Regions from separate parts of the Homo sapiens genome. Here region 1 is linked to region 2. Evidence: read pairs that join two places in POLR2A ChIA-PET (ENCODE). Cell type or tissue: B cell. All regions are shown on one strand. Links, peaks and the distances in the headings refer to the core of each region. The heading gives the core; the rest is flanking DNA.

The links. Peaks named below come from ENCODE experiments on the same cell type or tissue, not always from the same donor. Only the 100,000 strongest peaks of a DNase experiment are listed, where the experiment ranks them.
Region 1: POLR2A ChIA-PET joins it to region 2 with 5 read pairs; 2 of 35 experiments call an interaction of 5 or more read pairs at or near these places.

Annotation. Positions count from the first base shown.
Region 1 is chr6:167,018,053-167,023,434 of GRCh38, forward strand. It overlaps CEP43 (centrosomal protein 43), which reads left to right. Exons shown (of 13, transcript NM_007045.4): 8 at 4,357-4,583. Among named protein-coding and RNA genes, the nearest start is that of CEP43, 21 kb to the left of the region's middle. In B cell, for the core only: no CTCF peak of the experiment used is centred there; a DNase peak (open chromatin) is centred at 2,389; H3K4me3 peaks cover 618 bases.
Region 2 is chr6:167,127,101-167,132,482 of GRCh38, forward strand. The region is part of intron 1 of CCR6 (C-C motif chemokine receptor 6); the gene reads left to right. LOC107986672 (a long non-coding RNA gene) reads right to left here and starts at 227. Exons shown (of 2, transcript XR_001744470.2): 1 at 49-227. RefSeq lists an enhancer at 2,164-2,353. In B cell, for the core only: no CTCF peak of the experiment used is centred there; DNase peaks (open chromatin) are centred at 881, 2,218, 3,101, 4,101 and 1 weaker place; H3K4me3 peaks cover 710 bases; H3K27ac peaks cover 5,000 bases.

The DNA.
Region 1 (5,382 bases), core at 193-5,192, 110 kb before region 2:
TCTGGTGGCTGCTAGACCCAGATGCTGTTTGGCTTGTAGATGGATTACTCCAGTCTTTGCCTCCATCTTCACATGGACTTCTCCCTGTGTTTCTCTGTGTCTCTTCCCCCCAGCAAGGATACCACTCATTAGGTTAGGACCCAGGCCCACCCTACTCTTTGAATGGACTCATCTTAACTAAATACATCTGCAGTGGACACTGTTTCCAAATAAGGTCACACTCTGAAGTACTGGGAGTTAGGGGTTTCAACATATTTCATTTGTGGGATACAGTTTGACCCATAACTTTTGTGCTTGTCCAGAGAATGAATTCTAAGGCATTGCCATGGTATGTGTGTGTGTGTGTATTTTTTTTTGAGACGGATTCTCGCTCTGTCACCAGGCTGGAGTGCAGTGGCGGCGATTACAGCTCACTGCAACCTCCAACTTCCTGGTTCAAGCGATTCTCCTGCCCCAGCCTCCTGAGTAGCTGGGATTACAGGCACGTGCCACCACACCCAGCTAATTTTTGTATTTTTAGTAGAGACGGGGTTCCACTATGTTGGCCAGGATGGTTTCGGATCTCCTGACCTCATGATCCGCCTGCCTCGGCCTCCCAAAGTGCTGGGATTACAGGTGTGAGCCACTGTGCCTGGCCTTATATTTTTTAAATCTTATTTGTTAGTTTTTAAACAATACTTAACCTTAGTTATTTAGCTTCATTTTGAATCTTCAACTTAGCCAAATCCAGGTGATACAAAACCCAAGTAACTGAAGTTTATGTACGTAACATAAGTTCGTCTTAACTCATGATAAGGGTTTTTAAAGCAGATTCCCGGGTATACATACGTATACAGATGGTCCCCAATGTTACAACAGTTTGATTTATGCTTTTTTGACTTTATGATGGTACAAAAGTGATATAGATTAAGTAGATAGCATACGTTGAGTTTTGATCTTTTCCCAGGACAGTAATCGGTGGTACGATTCTCTCTCGGGGCCAGGCAGTGACGTTGAGCCACGGCTTCCAGTCAGCCACATGGTCACGAGGCACTCTGATGCCAGGGGACTGAATAGCCAGCATTTTTTGGATATTGTGTTTTTGCACCTCATGTTTATGAAGTGCCCGTTTTCCACTTTGTGATATTTTCACTTGACGGTTGATGAGGTGAAGCGCTGTTGTGGGTTGAGCATCTGTGCACATGCATACACCTGCTGTGCACACGCATACACCTGCTGTGCACACACATACACCTGCTGTGCACACGCGTACACCTGCTGTGCACACGGGTACACCTGCTGTGTACATGGAGGAGCCACTGAAACTGCTCTCAGCGTTTTCAGTGCTTTGGTTTTAATCTGCAAAATGTGTTGATGACAAATCTTTCTCCTCTTCCTGTAGATTTTTTTAATAGTGAAGTTTATTTGGAATTAAGTTTAGTGAATTCATTAATAACCTAGTTGGTAATGGTCTTTTGGCAAAAATGAGCCATAGTTATAAAGTAGTAACATGTTACTGTGTGGTTTAGAACTAGATTTTGAGAGCAGTTCCAAAGCAGATTGTTTCAGAATTTATTTTTACTCCCTGGATTAAGAGAACTATATTTTTAAAATAATTCTGTTATGTTTACAAGTATGTGTTGTGTAATATAGTAATGCCCTTCTCCGTAAAACTTGTCTTCCTAAAACTGGTCTTTCTGTCTATAGCGGGAATATTGGTCAAACCTGTCAAATAATCATGGATACCTACTAGTTGCTCAGCTTTGATACTAGATAGTTCATTATGTGGATTTAAGTTACATTGGCAGTGTGAATTCTTGGGGAAATCAGAATAATTATTGTTTCTCATAATATTGCTTTACATTTACATTTTTCAGTTTCTGTCATGCCAGTTATTCTTTGGCACTTTCTCATGAGTGTTTAGAAGGAGAGAATCTGTCGTGGCCACAGGCTGTGTCATTGTACATATGTTTAAATATCACATCAGGGTATTTATTTCCAAATGCATATTCTTTTAAAAAGACATAAATCCATTATTAAAACAGTGTAAAAATCAGAAATTACAACTGCTGTGAATTACATAATATTTTTCTATATTTGATAATACCAGGAAAATGTCAAGAAAGTTGTTAGGAAATTTTTGAAAGTTTCCATCCCTTTGAAAATATGTTGTCTAAAATTATAACTTGCTATTTATTTTTTCAGACATCTCTTTATAATCATTAATTTATATTAATAACATGGAATGTGTAGCTCTCTAGAAGGCAATAAAATTTGCACAGCATATATCTTGCCTACTGTCAACTAGTCAAGACCTCTACCTGGTGTAAAGATGTAAACGTATATCATAAGACATGCATAATGCATTCTGTCTGTACCCATATGAAAAGTGAAACCATCCTTCAGGAGCGTCTTGTTCGGTAATGTCTAACCCAGACTTTGGTCACCATGCTTCAGTAGTTACTACTCTTTAATTCTTTCTCAGCCATCCATCCCTTCCTAGATATAATTTGATCTGAAAAATATGAATCTAGTTCAATTCTTGAGGAAACTCATGCCTAGGAAATTAATTTACTTAAGATTACACGGGCCATGTATGGTGGCTCACGGCTCACGCCTGTAATCCCAGCACTTTGGGAGGCCGAGGCGGGTGGATCACTTGAGGTCAGAAGTTCGAGACCAGCGTGGCCAACATGTTGAAACCCTGTTTCTACTAAAAATACAAAAATTAGCCAAGCGTGGTGGCACGCGCCTGAAATCCCAGCTACTCAGGAGGCTGAGGCAGGAGAATCGCTTGAATCTGGGAGGCGGAGGTTGCAGTTAGCCCAGATTGCCCCACTGCACTCCAGCCTGAGTGACAGAGCGAGACTCTGTCTCAAAAAAAAAAAAAAAAAAAAAAAAGATTATACGACTGGGTGTAGTTTGTGCTTGTAATCCCATAAACCCAGCTACTTGGGAGACTGAGGCAAGGAGGACTGCTTGAGCCCAGGAGTTTTAAGACCAGCCTGGATGACATAGTGAGAGCCTGTTTCTTAAAAAAGAAAAAAAAAAAAAAGAAAAAAAAATGGAGTTAATAATTTTGGACTACATTCCAGATTCCTTGTTTCAGTTGAGTGCTTTTTCTATTATTCCACGGGTATTTTACACAATACTGCTCTCTTTAGTATGCAAGGCTGAATTTTGGGAAATTGCCATTTTTAACCCATAAAGCCCACAAATTCATTATAATTTAGCTTAATAGCATAAATATTGAGTTAACCTCTGGAAGCAGGCTTTGACTTTGATATTGACCTGACCACTTAACTCTCTGGAGACTTTGACAAGTGACATCAATGTCTGTCTCTGTGTTTCCTGATTTATATCCACAGATAGAAAGCCATCTCCAGATCCTAGGGCCATTTTCAAGATTCAGTGAGATAAGGTGAAGCATTTGAATGTTCTCCATAAATGTCAGCTGCTTTTATTATTACTAGCATTATTTTTTGTTTTCATTATTATTATTAACATAGACCCGTCTAAGGGCAGAAAGAAATCTGACCAAGAATGGAGTGAAAGTCGGCTGTGAAGGTTAGGACTCCCTGAAAACAAAAAAGAAAAGTGGTAACATCACTCTGTATCCAAGGGCATGGATAAGGATGATTCAGAATTTTTTTATAACATTGATGTTAATATACATAGAGAAATACACACACACACACACGTATATATGTCCATGGACATCAAAATGAGGTATAGGTTAGGAAGTTACCCTGGAAGTTAGAATTGAGATAATTACTTTGATTAGCAAAGGTTTATGTTAGAAATATGAGTGGTTGAAGGCAGCGCCTTTCACCTTGATGCCTGTTGTGTTTAGCACTGGATAGAAAATTGCTATTTTTACTGATGACTACTTTAATGCTTGGTTCATTCATATGAAATAATCTTTCTTTTCTCCTTTAATAATAATGATCTCTCCTGATTTCAAGTTGAAAATGTATTAATTTAAGATAACTTATGAAGCAATGACATATGGAAGAGGAGATGGGAAATTGTTTCTCAATGGGAAAGTGTTTATAAATGGGATAGGTATACTAAAGGTATTTCCATTTAGGGAAAGAGGAAAGGAATGGTATTAATATATTTCTCTAATATTTTTCCCCCTTTGAAAGTTTGCCATGTTAGGAATCCTGGGGATGGAGTGATGAATTGTGGCATTGCTCTGCAGTTCACGCTGCTGAGAGCTGCCCCAACACACACACACACACACACACACACACACACACACAAAGGTTGCACACACACAGGTTTGATTATGCTCATGAGACTTCTTTTATTATTGAAAATATCTTAAAGTTTTATCTCACCAAGGAGGCCTTTTCTCTTTCCCTCTCTTTCTAGAAGGCCAATGATGAGGCCAATCAGAGTGATACAAGTGTCTCCTTGTCAGAACCCAAGAGCAAAAGCAGCCTTCACTTACTGTCCCATGAAACAAAAATTGGATCTTTTCTAAGCAACAGAACTTTAGATGGCAAAGACAAAGCTGGCCTTTGTCCAGATGAAGATGATATGGAAGGAGATTCTTTCTTTGATGATCCCATTCCTAAGCCAGAGAAAACTTACGGTTTGTGAGTAAATGGTTTTTGAGCTATGAGACTAGGGGTTTAAAAATAAGATAAATGTTTTCATTTTATAGTTAAAAAATAATGAACTATGGAAGGTTTATAATTATTGGATCCATAAATCTGACTATGCGTTGTTAATGCCTTTCATGTTGTAAAACAATCCCAGATTTTAGAAAAACCTAGACATGATTTATTCCAACAAGTAAGTGTAGATTGAGTGTCAGCCACTTGCCAGGGCTGTTCCAGGGTGGGGTGCAGCAATGATAGAAGAGGGAAGACTCCTGCCCTCAGGAAGCTCATGCTCTGGTGACAGAGTCAGGCAATGAGGGTTATGCTGCAGTGTGTGGGGTGATGAGAGCAGAGCAGTGATGGGAGCCCGAGTGTGTGGTCAGGGCAGGTGCATGTCAGCTGTCCAAATTGGAGGGGGCCTCACTTGGAGGTGCCCAGTGAGCAAAGAGCTAGAGGAGGTAAGGGAGTTGCCGTGGGTTGATGGAGCTTTGGGGAGAGGAAACAGACAGCAGGGAGGCGAGTTGGGGGTAGCAGAGAGAGCAAGATGGGGATCGGATGAGGTGGACTCAGAGATGAGGAGCTGGACGGCTTTTCTTTGAGACTGGAAGCCCTGAGGATCTTGATCTGGCGTACATTACAGAAGGATCCTGAGGTTGCTGGGGAAGGTTGGTCTTAGAGTTTCCAGTTAGGAGGCCGTTAATGATGGAAAAGGATTTGCCAGTAAGTGCTAGAGAAAAGTAATATACAGAGTGGCATCATGGTTTTTAGCCTGCAAAACTAGAAGGTTGGAAAC
Region 2 (5,382 bases), core at 125-5,124:
ATTATATAGTCAGATTATATGATTTATATCATCATATAAATAAACTACCTTTTTTAAAGAGATGAGGTCTTGCTATGTTGCCCAGGCTGGAGTGCCGTGGCCATTCACAGACACGATAATCACACACTGCAGCTTGGAACTCCTGGCCTCAAAAATTTCCCAAAGTGTTTCCAAAGAACAGGAACTGAAAAGGTTCTGTGAGTGAGAAGGTTTGGGAAATAGTGAGTTATTCCAGCAGGGCTCTGAAGGGCCACTGATAAACAAGCTCTAATAGGAATAAACTAGGGAAGGATGTAGTTAGCATCTTATTAATGTCTTAATATACTAGCCACAGAGAAATCATTTCCCACCCCTGTCTGTCTCCCTCCCTTCTTTTTACCCAGAGCATCTCTTGGAACTCACTTTTAGATGCTGGATGCATGAATTCCCTAAGAAGAAACAGCTCCTAAATTGAAGTATGCATTAGAATAATACAGAGATTGTGTTAATGCAAGGATTTGAATCTTCAAAGCAGACATCCATAGGATCTATAGATCTTACCTAATGTCAAACTTTACTAATGATTCAATAACAAAAACACTAGGCAGAGAGATGCATCCCATGTTGGCTGGGCTGTTCTCAAACTCCTGGCCTCAAGTGATCCACCCACCTCAGCCTCCCAAGGTTCTGCGATTACAGGTGTGAGCCACTGTGCCCAGCTATTCTGTGCTTTTAGATAGGGGTTCCCAGGCTTCTTTCCACTAGTAAGTACTATTTGCATGTTTACAAGGAGATCTGGTCCTCGCCCAATCCAGTCATGGGCAGAGTTCAGTTCTTTGTGACTGTAGGACTGAGATCCTCATATTCACGTTGGCTGTCAGCAGAGGGCCTTTTTAGCTTCTCAGGGCAACCACATGGCTCGGCTTGTGGCCCCCTCTTCTGTCTGCAACTCCAGCAACAATACATTGAATCTCTCACCTTTGAATCTTTTCTTCTCCCGTCTCCAGGGAGAAGGACTCTTCACCTCTAGGGACTCGTGATTGCAGTGGGTCCAACTAGATAATCCAGCATGATCTCTGCTTACCTCCAGGCCCTTAGATCTTTGACTTCATTGCATATGCAAAATCCCTTTTGCTGTGTAAGGCAACACGTACACAGGTTCTGGTGCCTGTGTCAGGGCCTGGGCAGGGGGCCATGATTCCGCTAACCACAAGCGTGACATGGGGCCATGATTCTGCCGACAAGTGCTGTCCCCTGTGTCCGGTGCCTCCGCGCTCTATCTATTATTGGGTTGGAAAGCCTTAGTGACCACGGTGGAGAGTACCCAGAGGTGAGCAGAGCTGGCTGGCTTTCCAGCTGGCTGGATGTCTGCGCCCACATAGTACTGATTAACTAGCCTCTTGGTGAGATTACTAGCAAATAAAATTCTTAAGATTTTTGCTGCTGCTGCACTTTCATCTTATATCTGTGTAGTTGCTTATTTATTTTTGTATTTTTATTTTTTATTTTTGAGACGGAGTCTTGCTCTGTCACCCAGGCTGGAGTGCAGTGGCACAATCTCAGCTCTCTGCAAACTCTGTCTCCCAGGTTCAAGTGATTCTCTTGCTTCAGCCTCTTGAGTAGCTGGGATTACAGATGTGTGCCACCACACCCAGCTAATTTTTTTATATTTTTGGTAGAGACAAGGTTTCACCATGTTGGCCATGCTGGTCTCAAACTCCTGACCTCAAGTGATCCGCCTGCCTTGGCCTCCCAAAGTGCTGGGATTACAGGTGTGAGCCAATGCACGCGGCCTGCTTATTTAAAGCTATGTGGAGAAGCTTCTATTTTCCCTACTGAATTTTACAACATTAGATTTACCCATTGCTTGATTCTGTCCAGAATATTTGTACATTGATTCTGTCATCCAATATATTAATTATCTTTTTAGGCTTCTTGACATCTTCAGATCTAATGAACTTGCCTCCTCTCTTTTTGCCCCTCTCATCAATAGAAGCAATGGGCAGGACACAGCTGAAGGCCGAAATCAGTGCAGTGTCCATAGGGCCTTGTGCCAGCCTGCCAGCAAAGTGGTGTCACAGAGCCAATTGTCCAGACACCTAGCAAGCCACCTAATTGTACTTGCACCTGGATCATGGTTCCTCTTCTTGATTGCTTATAAGTTTCAGATTTTATCGTAAGTGTTCAATGTCTGTAACACCTCCCTGATCTGCAGTTTATTGACTGTTACCACCAAGGCTTGGAAATCAGTGTGACATGACTGAGTGTTACCAAACCCACGCTGACCCCCAAGGGCCCACCACTTCCGTTCCAGACGCTCCTGCACTTGCTTCATAATGCCCTCAACACCCTGCTGAGAACCAACAGCCAACATTTTACCTCATTCGGAGGCATTATCTTCTTTCTCTCTGCAAATGGGTTTTGAGCTTCCTTACACCAGCTCTATGCTCCTGGACTTCACAGGCACCATTCGCTGGAGTCAGGCAAATTCACTGCAACATTCCCTGAATATTTTTGAAATGCTTTTTTTAAAAAAGAGTAGAGAGGTGCCAAACAGGAATCAAGAAATTCTGCTTTCTCTTGTCTTCAGAACATGTGATAAAGCTCAGTCAATGAGATATGCCTTCCTGGTGAAGGAGATACTCAGGGGATGAGACATGATGAGTCTCTCATTTGGTGTCATGCCATAGTGTGCCCGCCCTACAGGGTACCCCGGGTCCTGTGAGAGGCTAACATTCAGGTGGGGGGTGACAATGAGTTACTGAGACAGCAACAATCGACACTTTACTTGAGGCAGCTGAATATTGGAAAAGAAGCCTCTTAACTGCAAAACCGAATTGAGTCAAATGACATTTCTAAAGTGTGTCATTAGATGACTTTTTCTTAGAGCCCCTGAAACTCCTCCTCCAAAGAACAGTGTGTCCTACAGAAGCTCTAGAAGTATTCCTCTGCCCACTTGTTTGGGAAATATCTAAATTCCAAAGACAAGAAAATTACACTTTAAGAATCAGTTGAGCTGAATGTATTTTACATGTGATTTAATGACATCAAAGTGAGATCTGGTGAGAATGGTGGTCATAGGGACCACGTGTGAGATAGGAAGTGCTGAACCTCAAAGAGACAGTGTGAGATGTGTTGCAGGTGGCTGCTTTGCAAGGGTAGGTTCACTGGTTCACCAAGAACTGGACACAGGGCTCAGCACATTTCCCTGCATCTCTCATCTGCCACTCGTAGATAACAGGGTGTCTTATTCTCAGTTCATTAAAGAAGGAACAGAAATATCTACTAAAAAACTTCTTAGTGTCTTCACATCAACATTTTCTTAATAGAAAATCTGCAGCCTGTTTCTCCAAGGAGCTGGTGACTGCTGCCTGAGATCTGAGATGATAGAGCAAGTTGTGAACAGGATTCTTTACACGTTGAGGTGATACCCACGCCAATCTGTCACCAAAACAGTTTCCTTAAAACAATTCACACAGTTTTTCCTGTGAAAACAGTGGCTTGGGGAAGGCCGAATCATTTTCAATGACTGTGGCTGGCATACAGGTGAACCTGACAACCACCGTTTTTATGGAGAATCCTGATTCTTAACCACAGTGACATTAAATTTGTCATTATCTAGAATTGTACATTGTTTATACCTAACACGTGCAAAACACCATCCTAAGAGACATGGAATTTATCAATTTTGGTTCATTGACTTATTCTGACATGAGAATAAATGAAAGGAAATTAAAGTAGTGTCTTATGAACAGGACGGAGTAGGCCAGCTTCTCATAGCTCTGCCGGGAACTTCCTGCCCTGTGGCCTGTGTATCTGGTTCCCTCTGGGCCTCCTTCTCTCAGGGACCCCACCCTCTGGGCCCCCCTCCCTCCGGGACTCCTCCCTCTGGGACCACCCTCCCTCTGGACCCCCTCCCTTTGGGACCCCTCCTTCTGGGACCCCCATCCCTCTGGACCCCTTCTCTCTGGGCCCCCTCCCAACTCCTTCTGCCGACAGGGATCCATCACACAGGCGCCCCAGTGCTGGCCTTCTGTTCACCAAGAGTTACTCACTTTCTGGGGTGCATCTCGTGATGACTGCTAGCATGGAACCGTTATATAATTACTTGTTTACCTGGCAGCCTTTTGAAGCTCAAGTACGCGTTGAGTCATCGCTGCACTTCAGTGCCTCTCCTCCGTAGACAGTTCATAAACATTTGTTGAACTGAGTTCAACTTAAATTCAGAAAATACTGTGTGTCACGGTGCAGTTAAACAAATGCTTACCTTAAATGGGGGCCCGTTGGGCATCGAGTGCACGGCGTGCCGGGCCGTCCCTCCCTTTTTGGCCCCCGCTGCTCTTCCCATCGTCATCAACTCAGCCTCCACGTGATGGGGAGGTCACTCCCTCCCATCCGGTCCCAGCCCCACTCACCTGGGAACCCGTGCCGCTGGCCCCACCTTGGCCTAGCATCCGTCCAACCCTGCAGCGACCGCTCCCCACAGCCCCTGCTCCCTTGTTCTCCAGAGCCGCGCCCCTGCTGCAGGCCTCCCCCTCGCTGTCCCCAAGCCCCTGCCTTCCACCCACACTGCCCACTCCTTCCCACCGTCCCCGCCTCTGTCCTTATGGAGTCCTCAAAAGCTCTTCTTGCCCCAGAACCTCCCATTACCCCTCAGTGCTCAGCGGCAGATCCTTGCTGTGACTGTTTATGGCACTAAGTGTCTGTTCCAACACATTTGCGCGGAAGAGTACGCAGGTACTTTTAAATTAACTTTATTGAGGCTAATTTATATGCAATAAATGTCACCGATTGAAGGGTACAATTCAACAGGTCTTGACAAGGGCACCCAGCCATGTGCCACCCCCACAATCAGGATAGAGGACATTTCTGCCACCACAAAAGCCCCTTGTGTCGCCCAACCCCAGCCAATCCCTTCTTCCCGTCCTGATGACAATCCCTGATTTCATTCCTGCCACTGTTATTTTGCCTTTTCTAGAAATGTTAGGGGTGGAATGGTGCAGTGCATGGTCTCTTCTGCCTGGATTTCTTACCGAGCGAAGGTTTTGAGTCACCCCCGTTGGAGCATGCATTAGTCGCCCGTTCCTTTTCATGGTTGAGTAGTATATGCTGTTGCATGGATACACTTCAACTCGGGTATCTGCTCACCAGTTCACAGACATTTGGGTCTTTTTCAGTTTGGGACGGTTAAGAATAAACCTGCTGGGAATGTTCCAGTGTTAATCCTCCCATGTCTCTTGGGTAGACATGTAGGAGTCGGTTGCAGGTTCCCATGGTGGATGCATGTTCAGCTGTGCAAGAAAGGACCCCACTGTCTCCTTGGAGTGGCTGTGTGATCTTGCAGTCCCACCAACAAAGTGTGAGAGCCCCAGATGCACCATGTCCTCTCCCAGCTTCCAGCCC